2 separate regions of the Homo sapiens genome follow, and region 2 is linked to region 1. A link is a loop called in an ENCODE intact Hi-C map of the cell type or tissue named here. Cell type or tissue: HepG2. All regions are shown on one strand. Links, peaks and the distances in the headings refer to the core of each region. The heading gives the core; the rest is flanking DNA.

The links. Peaks named below come from ENCODE experiments on the same cell type or tissue, not always from the same donor. Only the 100,000 strongest peaks of a DNase experiment are listed, where the experiment ranks them.
Region 2: it touches region 1 in a loop (2.0-fold over the local background); 1 of 110 quality-filtered maps calls a loop at or near these places.

What each region holds. Positions count from the first base shown.
Region 1 is chr2:162,522,098-162,527,490 of GRCh38, forward strand. All of the region lies in intron 3 of KCNH7 (potassium voltage-gated channel subfamily H member 7), which reads right to left. Among named protein-coding and RNA genes, the nearest start is that of GCA, 180 kb to the left of the region's middle. In HepG2, for the core only: a CTCF peak has its summit at 2,290; a DNase peak (open chromatin) is centred at 2,284.
Region 2 is chr2:162,605,433-162,610,825 of GRCh38, forward strand. All of the region lies in intron 2 of KCNH7 (potassium voltage-gated channel subfamily H member 7), which reads right to left. Among named protein-coding and RNA genes, the nearest start is that of KCNH7-AS1, 160 kb to the right of the region's middle. In HepG2, for the core only: no CTCF peak of the experiment used is centred there; a DNase peak (open chromatin) is centred at 2,729.

The DNA of each region.
Region 1 (5,393 bases), core at 288-5,287:
AAGCATTCTTACATATCTCTACTAATAACTTTTATATGCTCAAGTAATTGCCAAGTTGAAAATCAGTGAACTGCATCGAAGTCATTTGATTAGTCTTTAATGCACATGAAATTGAGTTTTAAAGCAGTTTACAAATCAATTCTGCAAGCTTATTACGATGCATTGAAAGTCAATGACTACTTTTATTAATTTTTCATCATTTACTTTACACTCCTCCTTTAAAAAACAATTCACTGGCTTTCTTAAATTAATTACCACATAGGCATTTAGTTTATTCCTATAGTTTAGTCATATCCAGTGTGGTACAGATGGTCTTTTCTGCATCACTAGGTTAATAGGACCATGTTATATTGCATTACAGATTTAGTTGTCTAACTGCAGTTCATCCGGAAAGAATGCACATTGAGAATTTTGCTCAATGTTAGCACTTTCAGGCATGAAATATAAAACATAGATGAGTGTAATCCTGTTATGGATCTTAACACTGAAAATCATCCTTGTAAGTTAAGTCTTCAGATTTTATTATATTTGATTTCTAACTTGAATAATTAAAATAGATACTATTTAACCTATTTACTATAATGCTCAATAAATGTGAAATAAGAGAAACAGAATAAAGTTTTGCACATACTTTTACACATTTCCAGAAAGAATTACAAGTACTGGTAAACTGCTTACATGATTATAATTTTGTTTAAACACATCCTTTTCATCTAAGAAGGCATATAGTTGTTAATATGCATGAATATAATTATAGTAGTTATAATTAACTACTACTATAATGTCTTTCTCAGGACATGTCATTTTTGTGAAGATGCTGAATATAAATTTAGAGGCTGCATCTTCATCAATCCTGGCATATGTAACTAACAACTTTTTGGTTCTTAACCAAGAAAACATAGATAGTCCCATCATCTTTCTCTGTGAAAAGTCTATAATTATCACTTTAATCTATACATGCAAAAATGTTAAATATTTTGCCAAATTCATGCAGAAAATTCACGTCAGGTTAGCACAAAACAGCAGTTTCCGTGATTAATTTTAGTTTTACCCAAGGTTTGGTGTTTTCTTGGGTCATAAATATCTACATGAGAATCTAATGAAAATCCTGATTTCTCTTTGAAATAAATATAGATAAATGCATACACACAATTTTGCTTATGATTTCAGAAGTTGAATAACTAACTCACCCTTCTCCCACCAAAGCCCTTCAACATTGACCTCCCCTAAGATCCCCTAAGATTAGTTGATTCTTGATATTCCTTTTAGTTTTCAATTTATTTGCTTACATATATGTGCTAGTCACATTTCTCATAAAATTACAATGATAACAACTACATTTATAACCTATTTCCTATGGTAATGGGGCTTCAAAAATTGGCTTTACTAAACTTTTCCAGTTTGAGAAGACCTCATCCATCTGCTGCTACTATATTCTCTCCCTCTTTCTCTCTCTCTCTCTCTCTCCCTACTTCTTTCCTGTGTGAATTGATTCTCATCTATTACAGTTTGGAAGAAAACTATGACACCCACTTTTGACTTCAACCAATTCTTCTAACTTAAGACTACATATAGGGATATTAGAAACAATCATTTTCTTGTGGAAAAACAAAAAATCTCTGCAAAATTATCCATCTACTTTCAATCATTGATTTTTCTCACAATACAACTGCAAATTTCCAATCATCTCCTTCACTCAATTTTTCATCATTTCTATAAATTCTTAGAACCTTGATTATGTCATATTTTTACTGCAAAAACCCAATTAAATATAATTAGAAGCAGTTTTATTCCTGCTTGGTTCTGCTAGGTTGAATTATGGACTGAAAAGTAGAGGGAAACTTAAGTTCAAGTAGTCAAGCAAATTAGACACCATGATGAAATAGGAGAGGATCTGTATGGGGAGTAAAGTAAGGTTTGTTGTAAAGGTCATAAGCAGAGATCTGTCCCCTCACAAAGGGTTGGGGTGGTGGGAGGGTATCTTAGATTGGATTCCTGAAAGTAGATTGTGAAAAGGCTTATTGAGGGAGTACTCTCATGGGTTATGGCTATTAAAAAGACAGGATTAAGAAGAGGAAGTTAAACTGATTTTCAAATGGAGCTGAAGCATCGGCCAGTCCTCCTGGAGCTCAAATGCAGGGATAGCCCCTTCAGAATTCTGCCAAATTGAAGCCAGGGTACCTGGCCTTTGCATCCCTGTATCTACGAGTCACTGGTTATAGCCACACCACGGCAAAGGCCATAATGCTGGATAAGGTAGTTTCCTGCCTTAAACTACAATTTCCAGGGAGGGGCAGCAGTGTACCTGGAACAGCTGGTATTTCCAGCAGCTGGGCTGTCTCAGCCCTAAGGAAGATGTCTGGGCTTAGGGCCACAGTGTCCAGTACAGAGAGAGAAATATAGCCATCTTTTGGCCTGAAAAATTATGATCTGAATTAAGCCTACAATCAGCTATTATCACACAAAATAAGGATGTGTGAATTGGTATCTGTGTATCCTTCTAATGTCAGAGTACTTACAAGCCCGACATTAAATTTGAAGCCTTAAAATCAGTGTGAGAATTTTCTCCAACCACATAACCCTGGATTTGCAGAGAAACACGACTTTTACTCCTGAATCAGAGAGAGAAGAAAAATGTGGTGGGATAAACAGAGATAATGACTAACATAGCTGCCTTTTCTTTTTAGGAAGAAAATTTTCATAGAGGGATCCTGCAAGGACATGAGTCTCTCCTACTCCTACTCCTACATATGTAGGAAGGTATATGACGTTGCCTATGAGCTGGTAGAACAACTCAGAATATTGTCAAAGAATGATGTAGATAGCAGCTAGACCGGGAAAGATTATCATTCAATGTGAACTCAGTTTTAGCCAAGTGGCTACCCTGATTAGTGGGTGACAAATGGGCCACTGTAGCCAGCGCAGGCCTGGTGTCAGTGATAACAAAAGATCACCAGGGAGTCCACTGACCTAGTAAACTTGAAGCTAGATATGAGGTTCTTTAAAGGAGCAGATCCGATCGGTAATGCCATGAAAGACTAAGAATCCTGTGACATTTCCTAGGGTATTAGATACCAAAGAAAAAGCAAGATCTTATAGTAAGCAGTGAGGATAGGACCAAATTGGAATCTGTAAGTTATGAGTTAAAGGCAGGAAGTGGAGGTTGGAGGAAGTCAGTGCTGTAGCAAGGCTTGAGAACAATTACAGGAGCTGCAGCAGCAAAACAGCATTCCCGTAAACATGTTTGCAAATGTTGACAATATCTGAGGGACACTGCTTGTGATCTGGCTGGGTCATCACAAGAGCAAAGAAGCCAGAAACATGAATTTGGATAAGGGAGATAGGGCAGAAGACAGGACAAGATGGTGGACTGATTTCAGCCTCTTAGGGTTAAAATCTCTCAGTGAGAGGGGATTGGGAATGAAAGCAAACACAGCAGCATAATATACACCTAATTAAGTTTCTATGTGCTTAAAATAACAGCTTAATAAATCAATGCATGCAATACCCATACTTTCTTTTTGATAGATTTCTTCATTTTGTAAATGTCAAATTAAAAAGTCCATTCAAGTCCTGTGAAAGTGATAACATCTTAACCAAAATTGAGCATGGATGATCATGTAGTCATCACATAAACAGACACTCTCTTGATGGACTGTTCCAAACACAAATGGTACAGACACCAATTACCCAAATGCTGTATGTATGTATGAATAGGGACTGTCCCTGATTGGGTGTTGCTAGGTAACACAATCTTCCAAATGATACTCACATGGGGGCTCTCTGGTGTGGTTATACCAATTTGGGCATTCATTAACATCCATGTTAATGAATAAATAATGTATTTTACTCTATCGGGGGAAATTCAGCCAGATATCGGGTGAAATTCACCCCCAATATTTCACATAGATTCTTTTCTATTTTCCCTAAGTGTCGGCCAGTCTGAGAAATAAAGGGACAGAGTACAAAAGAGAAATTTTAAAGCTGGGTGTCCAGGGGAGACATCACATGTTGGCAGGTTCCGTGATGCCCCCTGAGCTGTAAAACCAGCAAGTTTTTATTAGTGATTTTCAGAAGGGCAGGGAGTGTACGAATAGGGTGTGGGTCACAGAGATCACATGCTTCACAAGGTAATAAGATATCACAAGGCAAATGGAGGCAGGGCAAGATCACAGGACCACAGGACCGAGGTGAAATTAAAATTGCTAGTGAAGTTTCGGGCACTCATTGTCATTGATAACATCTTATCAGGAGACAGGGTTTGAGAGCAGACAACTGGTCTGACCAAAATTTATTAGACGGGAATTTCCTCGTCCTAATAAGCCTGGGAGCGCTACGGGAGACTGGGGCTTATTTCATCCCTACAGCTTCGACCATAAAAGACGCCGCCCCCCCGAAGCAGCCATTTCAGAGGCCTACACTCAGGGATGCATTCTGTTTCTCAGGGATGTTCCTTGCTGAGAAAAAGAATTCAGTGATATTTCTCCCATTTGCTTTTGAAAGAAGAGAAATATGGCTCTGTTCCGCCTGGCTCACCGGCGGTCAGAGTTTAAGGTTATCTCTCTTGTTCCCTGAACATTGTTGTTATCCTGTTCTTTCTTCAAGGTACCCAGATTTCATATTGTTCAAACACACATGCTCTACAAACAATTTGTGCAGTTAACACAATCATCACAGCGTCCTAAGCGGACATACATCCTCCTCAGCTTATGAAGATGATGGGATTAAGAGATTAAAGTAAAGACAGGCATAGGAAATCACAAGGATATTGATTGGGGAAGTGATAAGTGTCCATGAAATCTTCACAATTTATGTTCAGAGATTGCAGTAAAGACAGGCGTAAGAAATTATAAAAGTATTAATTTGAGGAACTAATAAATGTCCATGAAATCTTCACAATCCACGTTCTTCTGCCATGGCTTCAGCCGGTCCCTCCGTTCGGGGTCCCTGACTTCCCGCAACATTTTCAACTACTGGCAATTTTCTTGATCTTAGAAATAGATACGATGTTCAAATCCTGGGGGGTGGGAGAGGCACATGACATAAAATTTTTTGCAACTCTGAGTAAATTTTCCTCAGATTTCTTTTTTGCAACCATGCCATGTTTCCTTTTTCTATGTCAAATTTAATCTTTAAAAAGAGGAAACTTCCAAATACATGAGAATAGTAAACATTAGTTACAGTATAAAACCTTTAACTAAATTAATCTGAAAAAGAGATTGTTTCTATAGTAATGCTTACTGAATGGGAAACTATATTACTATTGCAGCTCTTCATCTTCAAAATAAAGAATGACTTTCAGCTCCAGTGGAGAATAGTAAAAACACTGTAAAAGCCCTCTTATAAACCAGCTCTATGGAAAATTTCTTTGTTCCTTAGCTTGAGGTCTAAAA
Region 2 (5,393 bases), core at 88-5,087, 83 kb after region 1:
GAGAAGGTTTGTTAAATCTGATTAGGATTCTTGTTTTAGCAGCTATCAGACTTTTATAATGGTCCAGTGGCCAGCAATAAACAGACACCTAGAGAATCACAACTAAAACTTTTGGGAAAGGAATACTGAATGCATTTTTATTTTTCAAATTGCTAGGAAAAAGTAAAACCTCCATTCTTTTGAAAGACTTTTCTTGTTTTGATTTCTAGATGCCTGGAAGGTGATAGATGTGAGTACTAAAATTCTGCTTCAGTGTGAATTCCACAACTATCATTTCGCTGATGGAAAATATTCTAATATAAGAAGATATTCCAGTTGCTTAAAGTTTCATTTTACAGTATTCACCCTTTCCCCTTGAAAGCTTGCACTGTCTCTATTATTGAGCTTGATAATTTGCTTTTCTTAGCATTGAAATAGACCCATGACAAAGTCAGAAATAAATTTTCCACAACTTTTACAAGTTAAAAAGACTGAGTTTCCACCTATGGCTTAATACAAATAAGATTCAGAATAATTATTTAATATTTACTCCAATATGCCAAGACTTTTTGTATTTTTATGTTAGTATATTAGGGGGATGTATTGCATACCGTCTAGTAAACTCCAAATATACATATACATATATTTATTTTAATTTTAACAAAAATATTTATTGTTTGGATAGATTTTATAAGCAGTGGCTGATTACATAGTGGAAGATAATTCCTTTGTGTATAAATAAATCTCCCCTTAAATTCTATTGTTAAGAATTCATTTCTGTGGCCCATGAATTTTTTTTCCAGAATTTTTGTCTGCTACTGAGTAATATATTTGAGTCTGTAGCCCAGGAGAAACAAAGAGTATAAGTAAGTGAAAGAAAACTGTGACAATGTACAAATTTTCAGTGAGAAGGCTGGTTTAGGAATTCAGAAGTCAAAGCCAAACTTAAACCAAAAAACCCTGAATTTATTGTGTTAATTAAAATCATCATTGATTTAACCAGCAGTAAATGAAAAGTTGATTAATTTTTAAGTATTCATTCAGTTATAAGGTGACATTTACTGTCATTGTTTCTTAAATTATTTTATTCAACTCGCTGTTTTAAATCCTAAGTTCTATTCAATTAATTGGAAAGACAGTAAAATAAGGGATAGTTAATAGAAGCAATACAAATGGCTTATAAATGTGAAAATCCTTCCACCTCGCTATGTATCATATAAATGAGAATTTGAGCAGATGACTATTTTCTGCCTACCAGGATGAGCAAGATAAACAGTGTTCAGCCTTATAAACTTTAGTCTAACTTGGTTCCAAAGCAAGCAAACAAAATATCTTGAGAAGAAATGTGACAAGATCATTTTTAAAGTTATATATTTTGATTCAATAGTTCTAGAAATCTATGTCATTGAAATAATCAGCATCTTAAACAAAATATATAAACAAAGATAGCCATCAAAATGCTATCTTTATTAAGATAAAAGCGAGAAACAGCTTAAATTTTATAGCATTCAAAAAGCAACTAAATTATTATGTTTATAGTTGGGAATGTTATATTATCACTAAAATTGTTTTTTGAGCATACATATTGACTTGGACTAATGTTCAAAATAATGTCCATATAAAAACATGTATATATTATAACACTAATTTTTAAAATGGAGAAAGATTAAAAATAAGACTAGAGGCCAGGTGCAGTGGCTCATGTCTGTAATCCCAGCACTCTGGGAGGCCGAGGAGGGCAGATCACGAGGTCAGGAGTTCGAGACCAGCCTGGCCAATATGGTGAAACCCCGTCTCTACTAAAAATACAAAAAAAAAAAAAAAAAAAAATAGCCGAGCATGGTGCTGCGCACCTGTAGTCTTGGCTACTTGGGAGGCTGAGGCAGGAGAATTGCTTGAACCCAGCAGGTGGAAGTTGCAGTGAGCCAAGATTGTCCCACTGCACTCCAGCCTGGACGACAGGGTGAGACTCAGTCTCAAAAAAAAAAAAGAAAGTCTAGAAATGAATTTATGAAACTATGAATAGTGATTATTTGTTGGTGGTGGGACTAAAAATTTAATTTTTTTCATATCTTTATTTGCCAATGGACATTCATGTTATAATTAGGAAAATAGGGTTTTTGAAAATTGAGAAAAATGGCTTATTGATTGCATAGTTGTTAAATTTTGAAATATTAAGAACATGTTTTGAAAAAAATTGTGAATTATTACCTAGTGTTTCATTTGTATCACAGAGAAATTAACAAGTAATCATTAAAGCTATGTAAAATAATCTTTATTAACAGTTAATATTTCAATAACAATTGCATACTTAAGTTGAATGAAAATTCCAAGCACATTATAAGTTATACAAATTATTTTCTGAATGTAAATTATAGCTAATATTCTATATTTTATATATCTTTACATAAAAATATACAATTTTAAAGTACTAGATTTTACCAAAATAAGTTATACTTTGGGCCCCTCCAAATCTAACAAATTCAGCTAGCTTGAAGATACAAATATAGTTAAAGAATTACAAAAATATGAACATCGCTGCCTTATGAGTTTTCTTAATTTACAAAATCTGACTTATTCTTTTAGATGTTTCTAGACCTAATAAACGTTCCAAATTTATATTTCCTAGACAGTTTCATTCTATTATGCTAGTTCCCAAATGTAGTAGTTGCGGGTGTACTTGGACTTTGTATGTTTACAAAGTATGTTTACAAAGGAGTCATGTTCTAAATATAAAACCTGACTCCTATGTGTTCACCATATCCACACACAGGGCACAACAACAAATAGTTCAGCCAGTCGGATACTGGTATGGCCCAGACCAGAGAGAGACTCTGTGGGAGGGTTTGATAGTATGATTAGCTATCAGCAACGTAATTCAGTACTTTTAACTCCAAACAAAATTTTCTTTAGTAGGTTTAGCTCATACTATAAACACAGAACCATACAAAACTCTGGGGTGTAACCTGGGCATTTCTCATCTGGACCATAGCTGGGCATAATGTGGGCGCAGTTCTGTACTCAGAAGCCATTTCTCTGATTTTCTAAGTTAGTATAATTTCCTCTCCCTTCTGGTGGGCAAGTGGGGATCACTTTGTGGAGTTATCAAAATTTTTCTTTTTATTTAGCATTAGGAGAAAGGTATGTTTGGAGGTGGCAAATTTTGTCCAGTGAATCTCTTTTCATATCCTGACTTTTGTCAAATGGTCCCACCTAACATCCGCTGAAGGTTCCATGCATTCTTCCAACTCTGCCTTTAATCACATTGTTAACTGTACTAGGAATAGCTTGTCATCCTATCCTCTCCACATGTGTTAGTGTAACTCATTTCTAGTAACTTGTTATTTAACTAATGAAGCCACAGCATTCTGTCTACCTCATACACCTGGCAATTCACTTATTTTCTATGGCATCACTTGAACTGTACATTACTGTATGGTTTTATATTGCTACTTAGTTGCTTTCCAGCCAGACTGAAGTACTATTAGTTGCCTGAAAAGGAGGTGCTGTTTCACCAACTTCTGGACCATTACAAGTGCTATTCCCTTTGAATAACACTTATAATAACAGACCATTATTCCCCTTTGATTCAATTTGATAATGGCTCTACCAAACAAGTACAACACACAGACACCGCCAGCCCCCCAACACACACACACTCTTCACGCAGTTTTCAAGGTTTTGCTGAGACATCACATTTTCAAAACAGACATTTCTGCCTTCTCCTATGGGATGTGGTTGGGTGCTTTTCCTACACAAACCCAAAGTATCCTCTACGTTCCCCATGTGTCCCTTTGTAATTGTTTACTTCATCTATAAGTAAAGCCCCACAAGACTAACAGTTCCTTTATCATAAATGAAAAAATGGATTTCTCAAGTATTATTTAACTTTTCTTGCATGGAGTTCTTCTATACTTCATAATGAGGTAATAGGGTTGTTGAGACTAGAGAATGCATTTTTCTTTTTTTCTTTTTTTGGAGCCTGTCCCCACTCAGCATTTCATACATACGGATTTTCAATACTTACAGGATTTTTTAAGGGACTGTATTGGATTTTTCCCTTGCGTTGTTGTCCTTATATGAAGTCACAGAACTCATGTCCAGGAGGGCCCTCAGAGATCATTTAGTCTAACCTTTTTATTGATATTGCTTTTAGATTTCACTGTGAAGGCATTTTAGGTATTTTGGCCCAGAGGCAAGATGAGTTAGTTAAGGGAGAAAGTGCTAAGAGAGCATAAATGAAGTTAAGGCAAACTTCTTACTGGTTTTTCCTCCTTTTTGAAGGGAGAGTTGGCAGAAAGTAGAAGAAAGGGAGGGGAAACTGGGGAGTGGAGAGGCTCCCAAAAGAGACTGAGACACGAATAATAGCGACTCCTGAATAGTCAACAATTTGAATGGGTGGAGGGGCAGGAAAAGGGTCTAACAGTGCATAACACTCTGGGGACGGGTCTGGTCCTGGGACAAACCTGCCAGCAGATTATCGTCAGGAAGAGTCTGAATCCAAATCTAAATTAAGTCTAATTTAGGCCCAAACTGGGCCGTCTCTAGGAGGGTTCAGATTCTAAGCTACCTTTAGGAGAATAGGGAGCTTGGGGAAGATGACACTTACTGTGTGTCTCTTTCTCTCACTAGCACTTTTACATAACACAGCTGGGTTAAATTGAACCTCAGAATGAGCTGGAAAAGAGACACAGTCACACATTACCCAAAGTTGGAAATAAGGTCAAGAGAATGTGGTATATTCATTCAACATCATATTGGGGCATTGTTCTTAACTTTTTGAAAAAGTACATTATAGCAATATAACCTGAGAGGTTATGGAGAATGGGCAGGCAAGCCTCACCTGAACACCTGGGGACTCATTTACATTTTAATTTGATGTACCACAGTTCCTTTAGAGAACAGCTAAATGAGGATTTTTTTTTCTTCCACCTAGGTATAGCTTTCCACACCATCTTCAAGAAACAGCTACTATTAACTGCTGTTCTCCCAAGGCCTAGGATTTAGGAATATCATTTCAATTCACTACATGCTAGGGCTATTCTGCCATTGAGCCAGAAAATAAAAGTGGTTAGAACATTGTATTTGTATGTGTATTTCTGAAGACAAAGATTCTGTAATTTTATTAACTTACATATGACACAGAATTTATTAAAATATTTTCCAATTTCCTAGCCCTGGTTTTCTCCCAATATTATGTAAGCAAAATCATAATCTACTTAATAGGAGGATAGGCATAGGACTGATGATTTAGCTATTTTTATCTTCATTTATCTCATCTCTGCTAAGGTACTGAAATTATAACTGGGTTAATATTCTGAAAATTAGTAATGTGTTTTCTTTTTCACCTCTCTAAGTACTGGACATTTACCCTACTTTCCCCACGGTAGGGAGAGAAGAATGTGGAGAAATTA